Regions from separate parts of the Homo sapiens genome. Here region 2 is linked to region 1. A link is an interaction called in ENCODE POLR2A ChIA-PET data of the cell type or tissue named here. Cell type or tissue: MCF 10A. All regions are shown on one strand. Links, peaks and the distances in the headings refer to the core of each region. The heading gives the core; the rest is flanking DNA.

The links. Peaks named below come from ENCODE experiments on the same cell type or tissue, not always from the same donor. Only the 100,000 strongest peaks of a DNase experiment are listed, where the experiment ranks them.
Region 2: POLR2A ChIA-PET joins it to region 1 with 6 read pairs; 3 of 35 experiments call an interaction of 5 or more read pairs at or near these places.

Annotation. Positions count from the first base shown.
Region 1 is chr11:12,180,827-12,184,826 of GRCh38, reverse strand. All of the region lies in intron 3 of MICAL2 (microtubule associated monooxygenase, calponin and LIM domain containing 2), which reads right to left. Among named protein-coding and RNA genes, the nearest start is that of MIR6124, 19 kb to the right of the region's middle. RefSeq lists an enhancer at 1,993-2,493. In MCF 10A, for the core only: no CTCF peak of the experiment used is centred there; DNase peaks (open chromatin) are centred at 1,546, 2,036 and 3,826.
Region 2 is chr11:11,990,578-11,996,079 of GRCh38, reverse strand. The region is part of intron 3 of DKK3 (dickkopf Wnt signaling pathway inhibitor 3); the gene reads left to right. Among named protein-coding and RNA genes, the nearest start is that of DKK3, 15 kb to the left of the region's middle. In MCF 10A, for the core only: no CTCF peak of the experiment used is centred there; a DNase peak (open chromatin) is centred at 2,029.

The sequences.
Region 1 (4,000 bases), core at 1-4,000:
AATCTGTGTGGTGGGATAATCTCACCAACACCTGAAGCTAGACAGGGGCATTGGAAACTGTAGGGCTCAGTATGGGTCAGTTACTGCTGTTGTTACCAGCCACCAAATTAAACTCACCCAAACTCTCTCCCCACAACTGACTGAAACAATGATTCTCCTAAGCTCATTCTTGTGACAGTAAAAGTACAGAAAGGCCCAGCAGTAGGCTTGGTTTAATACTGTATTGGGAATTTATTTATGAAATCTCTCAGAAGAGCTTAATTCCATCACAAACCTTAATGTCAGACATTCGCTGGGACAGATGACAGTTCAGGACACTCAGGAGGATGGCATTTCCTTAGTTTACCTCTCCCGGGCTGGAATTTCAGAGAAGCAGCTGACTACCACATTTTCGGCCTCTGTGGGCAGGTATGCTGGTGGTCAGGGTCTGCAGTGGAGCCCTCTCTTGGGACACAGATGCCCGTACTTAACCAGGAGGAGAATGGTGAACAGGGAGCGGCTTGCAGGACAGGGAGGCAGCCAGATAGAGAGCTTCCGCTCAGAGTCCTTTCAAACAGTCCTGACAAACAGTAATCATGACAAAGGTAATCATCTTCCTCTATGCCGGCCACTGTTCTAAGTGCTTTACACATATTATTTTATCCAGGCCTCACAATCACCCTCAAAGTTGGAGACTATTATCATTTTTCAATTAAGGAAACTGAGGCACAGAGAGGTGAAGTAACATGCTTAAGGTCACACAGCCAAGATCCGACGTGGTGGCTCACACCTGTAATCCCAGCACTTTGGGAAACCAAGGCGAGTGGATCACTTGAGCTCAGGAGTTCAAGACCAGCCTGGGCAACATGGCAAAACCCATCTCTGCAAAAGCACACAAAAATTAGGCAAACATAGTAGTGCACACCGGTGGTCCCAGCTACTCGGGAGGCTGAGGTGGAAGGATCACTTGAGCCCAGGAGATGGAGGTTGCAGTGAGCTGATTTGTGCCACTGCACAACAGCCTGGACAACAGAGTGAGACCCTGTCTCAAAAAAATAAAAAAAAGTCTCACAGCCATAAGTGGGATGCAAACCCAGGTTGGTCTGACCTCAAAGACCATGCTCTCAGGCCCTGTGCCACACCACCGTCTCACTCTGTGGCTTGAAGAAATAAGAGCTTCAAGGGTAGTCTATGTCAACAGTGTCCACAGCACACCTACTTCTCCTATGTCCTGAAGCAAGAGTGTCCCTCTCACCTCCACAGTCCCTAGCCAGCATCCTACCAGTGATATTTAAGACCCCAAATGCACCATCCACCTCTCTTGGCTCAGTTCAGTCTCAGAAACATCTGTGCCTGAGAAGGGCACAGGCGGTTAGATTCTGGGCTCTGAGCTGGAGCAGAGGCTCTGTGTCTGGGCCAGGACAAGGGGGAGGACATGCTGAGTGTGGACAGATGTCCACCAGGCCATGACTCTGGCAATCATTTTAATGAGCAATGCAGCGGTCAGCTGGGCACGCCAAACGTGTTCACCCACTCTGAAAACTGAGTTGAAATAGAGCATGATTCCAAGGCCCAGGTCAGTTAAATGACAAAGCAACAAAACCACAACAATGTATTACATCCAAACCCAGTGACCACAAAACTTTTCTGATTCAGGATTTAAAAAAAAGAAAAAAAAAAAGGAGTCAGGATATGGTTTCATGAAGGCATTAAGCCATCTCCCCCACCCCACATACTCCTAACTTCCTGAACAAAGAAAGCATTCCATCATTTTAGCGCCTTTCCACCAAGACAACAATAGGCTGCATTTTCCATCTAAGAACAGTTGGCTTGGAACAGCAGATAGAGAAGCAGTGAGAGTAAACGCAGGTCTGCGGGGCCACCGAGGACAATGATTAATGGGTTTCCCAGGCCTGCTATCAGCTGGGGCAGGCAGTATAGGAATAGGTCTCAGAACATGTTACCCCAAGGCCCTCTTGCAAGCACTCCAGTGAGCAGAGGATCGGCCTACACATTCCCAACCCATGAGCTCAGGCTGGAGGTGAGCCAGGGAGAGCCAAGGTGGACAGTGGGAGGAGGGTCAGAAAGGGTCTGAACGTCTCACTGCTGCTCCAGGAAGGGAAGACTAGCCATCCATTGAGGCATTACGACACCACCTCTGACTCGAACAATGGACTGTGTGGTGTGACCTTAATTAAAGGAAAAACGTAGAATCACAGTGCATTTAAAAGACCTTAGAGAGGCCATCTACTAAAATCTCTCATATCACACAAGAGGGAACAGAACAGAGTTGGGAGGAAGGGAAAGAGGAATTTACGTTTCTGACAATTTCCTATCGCTAGGAATCGTGTCGTGTGTGCTAAAGCCGCTACGGTGTGTTAGAATATTGCTGTTTTACAGATGTGGAAATTTGGTCTCAAGCCAGTAATTGGCCCCCAGTCACAAAACTAAAAAGCAGAGGAGCAGAGATTTGACCCGGATCCCTTCCAAGCTCTTTTCAGCAACTCCCCCACCCCTGACCCACTACACTGGCAGGCCCCACATGGCTCCTGACCCCTCTATTCCCAGCTCTATGGCATCAGAACAGGGGTCCTTAACCATTTTTATGCCACAAACCATCTCAGTAACTTGATAAAACCTATGGACACCTTCTCAGAATATTTTCTTTAAATCATAAAACAAAACATTAACAGATCTAGCATAGCTAATAGTAAGTAACAAGATCTAGTTGTAGGTCTAACACCTTACAATAATTTCAATAATTATTCACTTATAATAATTTCTAGTTGTAAGTGTAAATCCTAGCTTGAGATATCTGCAACCACTGCAAGAAGGAATGAAAATATTTGTGATTTCTATTAGTGATGAAGTCACAGGCACTCCTAAGATGGATTTGTTGCCTACAGTGTCCCTGTAATTGGGGAATATATTACGTTTCAGTTAGAGGTTAGTAAAAATAAAGGGTTTTTTCTTCATTCAAGTTCACAGACCCCAGGAAATTAAAAATCCGTGTACCAGACTAGCACTACCATGAATCCCCAGCATGGGGGACAGTTGTCAACTTTTCCTTAAACCTGTAGGACAAAATAATAGCAGTTGCGATTTATTGAATGTTTTAATGTTGCAGGCCCCTGTTAAGCTAACTCATGTCCTACTGACAGCTTTTCTTTAAAGTGGGTGATGCTGCCTTGATCTTACAAAGCAGAAAAGTTTGGTTTCAAGGTTGAATCTTAAAGCAAGTTAAACACATCTACCTACTTCATGTTCAAGTTTACAGATTATTGTAATTGAAGAGACTGTAAAGTAAGCTGTTAAAAAAACCATTTTACTTGAAATTCTCTTCTTGGCTGGATGGATTTTGAGTTCACGTAAACAAAACAAAATAAATTAGACATTGAAGCTGATATAAGGCTACAAATGCCATCCTTAACCGCAAATTGAAAACTACTAAATCCATCAGATTCATAGTACCAGGACTTTAATCGAGAATTTCTAATAAACAAAGGTGAAATTCTAAAACCAGACATTCATAAATATAAAATAATGCTGTTGCCCTCCTTAAATATTTCTGACAGAATTTCTTTTGAAAATAAATGTAAGAATAGGCCGGGCACGGTGGCTCATGCCTGTAATCCTAGCGCTTTGGGAGGCCAAGGTGGGTGGACCACCTGAGGTCAGGAGTTTGAGACCATTCTGGCCAACATAGCAAAACCCTGTCTCTACTAAAAATAGAAAAATTATCCAGGCATGGTGGCAGGTGCCTATAATCCCAGCTATTTGGGAGGCTGAGGCAGGAGAATCGCTTGAACCCCCAGGGGTGGGGTGTGGCGGGGCGGAGATTCCAGTGAGCTGAGATCACGCCATTTCACTCCAGCCTGAGCAAAAGAGCAAAACTCCATCTCAAAAAAAAAAAAAAAAAAAAAAAAGAAGGAAAATAAAGGCAAGAATAATTTCTGAGCCCTCTCTGTATCCTTATCACCCAAGATCAACTGTTGAAGAAATAGTGTACTTGAAAATACAA
Region 2 (5,502 bases), core at 1-4,000, 190 kb after region 1:
GCTTTAAAATTTCCAGATGAATTCAATTAAAAGTAATCACCACACACCCTATACTTTCCTTTCTTCAAATGCTGGAATGTGTATTAATATGTATGGTAACCCAAGGAGGCTCACAGAAAGTTACAGAGAGTAACACTATATGCCTGTCTAGAAATTGCACGCAGTATGTGCAAGGCCCTGGTCTGTTTTTACACTCAAATGTGAAAGGGGAAAAGGACACCGCAGCATGTTATTGCACCTGAGCACATCGGCTGATGGGGATGTGGTCTGACGTCTTTGTTGTGAGGCTTTTGTGCTGCACTTGCCGCCTGCCCCACTTCACAGGTCAGTGGCAGACGCACTGATGCTGTGCTGCTTTTGTGCTGGGGGTGAGGAGGAAAGCAGCATGTAGAAGCTAGAGCATGGGCAAGCCATTGTGCATTAATAGGACACTTTTATTTATGGAACTGTGTCCCCACATAGGAAGAGTCTGGCCCAATTAGCCAAGGCACCCTTTTGATGGCACACATCCTCTTTAAAATCCAACTCGCAGCTACAAGGCTTAGCATGTCCTGCATGTGTTGTCTTTCCGGTTTCACATTAGAATTTGATGTTAAAAAGTGAGCTGGTTTGTATCTAGGTGAACACACCTAGTTTGAAGCTGTAAGTTCAATCATGTACAAGCAACTCCAAGATACTGGCCAAGACTTCTGGAAGGCTGGGTACAGTGGCCCACACCTGTAGTCCCAGCACTTTGGAGGGCTGAGGTGGGAGGATCACTTGAAGACAGGAGTTCAAGACCAACCGGGGTAAGAAATTGAGACCCCTCTACAAAAAATAAAAAATAAAAAAAATTAGCCGGGCCTGGTGGCACATGCCTGTGGTTCCAGCCACTCAGGAGGCTGAGGCAGGAGGATCGCTTGAGCCCAGGCGGTCGAGGCTGCAGTGAGCTATGATTGCATCACTGCACTCCAGCCTGGGTGACAGGAATACCCTGTCTCTAGAAACAAACAAACAACAGACTTCTGAGGCCACAGGTGGATGGATTTTCCTGCCAAAAGCACCCAGCTTGTAGAGATTTGAGTGACCCAGTGACTTCCTTGTTCCAGTGCTGGTGGTGGCTTTTTGACTGGGACAGCAGACTGAGGACAGTGATCATGGAGTTCCCGACAAGTGTGAGACCGCATGTTGTGAGGATACTTTGCCTGTTAAATGTATTGGAGCCTGGGGAGAATGGGGTGTTAAGCCGTGACCGTCTTTTCCCATGGAGCAGTGAGCACCCATCACCTCCAAGCCCAGAGAGACCAAGCGAGAAAGTGGGAGAGGAAAGTGTATCGAACAAGCGCTTTCTCCCTCAGGTCTCAAGTTCTTCCCTGACCCCAACTTGTTCATACACTCTCGAGTGGGGTGCTGGCTTTGTTTTCTCCCTGCGCCCTGGTTTTTGATGCTGGACTCAATCCATTTAATGGAGTGTCAGAAGGTAACATGATGAGGAATCGCTGGGGGCTTATGATTTTAACAGAAGTGCACCAGGGGAGGGTGCGGCACCTCTAGAGGGACTCAATCAGTTCCCAGAGGATCTGCCTCCTGGGGAGACCTGCAAGGTCCAGGGAGGCTAGGGTGGTGGCTGAGTCCCAGGAAATGCAGCCCTTCCCTTCTGTCCATTTTGAGGCAGAATGAAGAAGTTTGAAGAAGGTGAGATGCAGACCTCGGTTCGAGCCCTGCATTGCCTTTTACAAGCTCTGCCCTTTGTGACTCGGTTTCTTCAGCTATCAAATGGGGCTAATAATCCCCCTTTCACAAGACTGAGTGAGAATCTAGTGTGGCAAGGTTTATAAAGGCTCTTTGTGTGAGGTTCATTATTACTGAAGAGTAATTAAAACTGGGTTCTAATTTGCTGGTTCCCAGCAACTTTACAGAAAAAAGAATGGCATGAGACTGGGGGGAGATGCGAAAGGTCTCCACAGGCACAGGCGTCTTTCCTCTGACATTTGTAGCCTCGGGCTGCTTTCATTCTGCAGCAGCCTGCCTCGCTCTCTGAGTGATGTGCTCTGCCAGGAGCTCTGTGTTCCTGGCCACAAGGCTGACTCATCCCGCTGTTGTTCCTAACCGTGCCTGTCCTATATGTCTAGGTTGAGGATTGGGGATACAGACAAAGGGAAGGATAGGTCAAAATGAACGACCAGGGGACTAGGCGATGGTTGGGTACTGATAAGTTCCAAGTTGGGGCCCCAAGTTGGCAAGGGGTGATACTGGTTTCTGCAGAAAGAAACAGACTTATTGTCCTAAGGTTGATAGCAAAGGCTTGTGTGAATGTTCAGTTCCATAGTCTGACAACCACACAGAGTTTGGGTACATTTGTGTTTCGAGATTTATATTTTGCGTTGACTTCGTGATTTATGTCTAAATATAAGGCCCACTTGCATTATTCAGTAGGAAAAGATATATAAGAAAAATTGAAGAGCTCTGTATCATTCTGAGAAATGGGTAAATAATTCCCAAATAAATAAAGTTGATGTGGGTGAGCAATTTTTATGGGGTAGGCATTTCTTTTTGTGCTGCTACCTGGTATATTAAGTTGTACTCTCCTCAACCTCAATATCTTCCAAGAAAGAATTCATTAAATAGAAGCGATTCCACATCTAAAATCAAAATACTTTGGAGTTAATACTGTGGAGATGGTATAAAAGGTTGTCTTCAATCAAACATTAAGTGAAAAAAAATTGCAGAACAGTATATATAATATTTAAAGTATATAAAATATACATATATGGTATATGAAATCTCTTAGTTTTAGAAAAAAGTATGCATAAAAAATCCTGGTAAGACATATATTAAATCATTAGTAGATCTTTCCAGAGGATTTTAAGCTTGCAGAGACCCTTTATAGATTTCTTTATTTTCAAAAGAGTTTGTGAATTTACAATTTTGGTCTAAACATCTCTATATTTTTGAATGGTTTTGCAAATACTTTCAGTGTAAATGCTAGAAATTAAATTGCTAAGTCAAAGGGTATGCATATCTAAAATTTTGAGAGATACTGACAAATTTTCCTCTAGGAAGGCTACACCCATTTTATTTTTAGCATCAACTTCTGAGGCTGTGTTTCACCAGCCCTCACCTACAGTGGGTGTTAACAGTGCGTGATCATATGATAGGCAAAGAAAAAAGATATCTTCGTTTTGTTTATATTTCTTTGATTATTAGATCAAAGAAATATAAAGATCATTTGCATTGCTATAAAGGAGTACACAAGCCTGGGTAATTTACAAAGAAAAGAGGTTTATTTGGCTTACAGTTCTGCAGGCTATACGAGCATGGCACCTTGTTTATATTTCTTTGATTATTAGATCAAAGAAATATAAACAAGGGGGATGGCTGTTTGAGAACTGTAAATTTTATCAAATGTAGAGTCTGCAAATTTATCTTATCCCTTCTTTTCTTTGTCAGGGAGAAAGGTCAGTTTTGCATTCCAGGCCATGCCCAAGAGCAAATACCAAGAGCAAATACCATCTATTCCAGTGTGAGGTGATTAGGGAGGTGGGAAGTCCTAGCAGGAACATTTGAGTGCTCAATGTCTATGTGAGGCGGCTGATGGGCTGAGTCACAGAGGGTGGGTGGTGGGGACATGCAGGCTACTGCCTCCACCCCTGCGAATACAGACAAGGTTTAGATGACTGCTGATAGAAGCAGCACTTCAGAGGGGGTGGTTAACAGCTCGGGCACAGGCAGATCCAGTTCAAATGGCAATTCTATTGCTTATTAGCTGTGTGCCTTTGGTTAAGTTCCTGAACTGCTCTAAGCCTTAGTTTTCCCATATGTAAAATGGGCTTAATAACAGTACCTTCCATATAGTATTGTCATGAAGATAAAATAAAATAACCCAGGTCAAAATATTATACAATACCTGGAACATAAAGAGTAAGAAGTCAGTAAATAGCAGGCATTTGTTATGATTTGATTATTTTGGTAGCCCAATCCTTGGCTATCAAAATTATCAGTATTAATTCATTCATTTATTTGCACATTCCTTGAGTACCTGCTACGTTTTTGGCAGAGAAGTGTAAAAGACAGTCTCTAACATCGGAGAAGCATCCAGGCTATAGTGGACAAAAAAAATAAACAAGTCATTACAATATGGATGCATAATTTTGAAAGGCAAAGGTTGCACAGGGCATTGTGGGGGCATGGTGCAGGGGAAAACCAGGTAGCCATGGAAGACTTGCTTGGGAGACAGTTCTCTACGGGTCTCTGTTTCTGCTCATTTTATAAGCAAAGGCACTTCTCAGTCCATTTGCATTGCTATAAAGTAGTACACAAGCCTGGGTAATTTACAAAGAAAGGTTTATTTGGCTTGCCGTTCTGCGGGCTGTACGAGCATGGCACCAGTGTCTGCACCTGGTGACGGCTTCGGAAAGCCCTCACTCATGGCAGAAGATGAAGGTGCACAGGCATCACATTGTGAGAGGAAGTGAGGGGAGGGAGGAGAGAGACAGAGAGAGAGAGAGGAGAGGTGCCAGGCTTTTTTCTGTTTTTTTGTTTTTGTAGAGACAGTGTCTCACTATATTGCCCAAGCTGGTTTTGAACTCCTGGCCCCAGGAGATCCTCCCACCTCGGCCTCCCAAAGTGCTGGGACTATAGGCATGAGCCACTATGTCCAGCCTCTTTTTAACAATCAGAACACATGGGAACTAATAGAGCGAGAACAGCAGCAAGCCACTCATAAGGGATCTGCCCCCATGACCCAGCTACCTTCTGCTAGGTCCCACCTCCAACACTAGAGATCAAATTTCAACATGAGATTTAAAGAGGACAAATATCCAAACTATATCTGACACTAATTGATCTCTTGTTCCAGGCCATCTTTTCTAGGCGGTGGCCTTGAAAAACAGAGCTAGCTCTCCCTCCTTGGCAGAGGGCAGGTTTGCTTGCAGTCCATTATCAAAGGTTTGGGTTCTCTGAGCTTGAGATCCCTTAGGTGTGATGTAAACCCAATGCATGTGCAGCATCCGTCTGGACCCCTCCATGGGGCAGTGTGGAACCTGCAGGCAAGGAGAACTGATACAGACAAGAGGCTTATGCTGTTTCCGTGTTGCTGAAATAAAGTCCTTTGTCTCTGACCCAGAAGTCTCATGTCTTCTGCTAGCAGCCATGAAACCGTGGCAGGAACATGTATCATCTTGCAAGTAGAATAGAATCTTAGACCCTTCACACTTCTTGACAGGCTCCCTGGAAGAGGTGGCAGTTGAGCTGTATTTTGAATGTTGTCTAGGAATTCTCAGTTGTGGGGAAAAAGGGTATTCGTTGAACAAGTATTTCTTGTTCAAAGTCAAGGAGGCATGTGGAAATAAGAATATGTTGGAGGAACGCTAAACAATTTAGAATGCCAGAGCTGGAGATGTGCGTGGGGGAGCAGCAAGTAAAGCTGGGGGAGAGGCAGGGATGAGATCAGGCAGGCCTTTGAGAGCCATGCCAAGGAGTTAGGAATACATGCTGAGTTAGGAACATATCCTGCATCTGCAG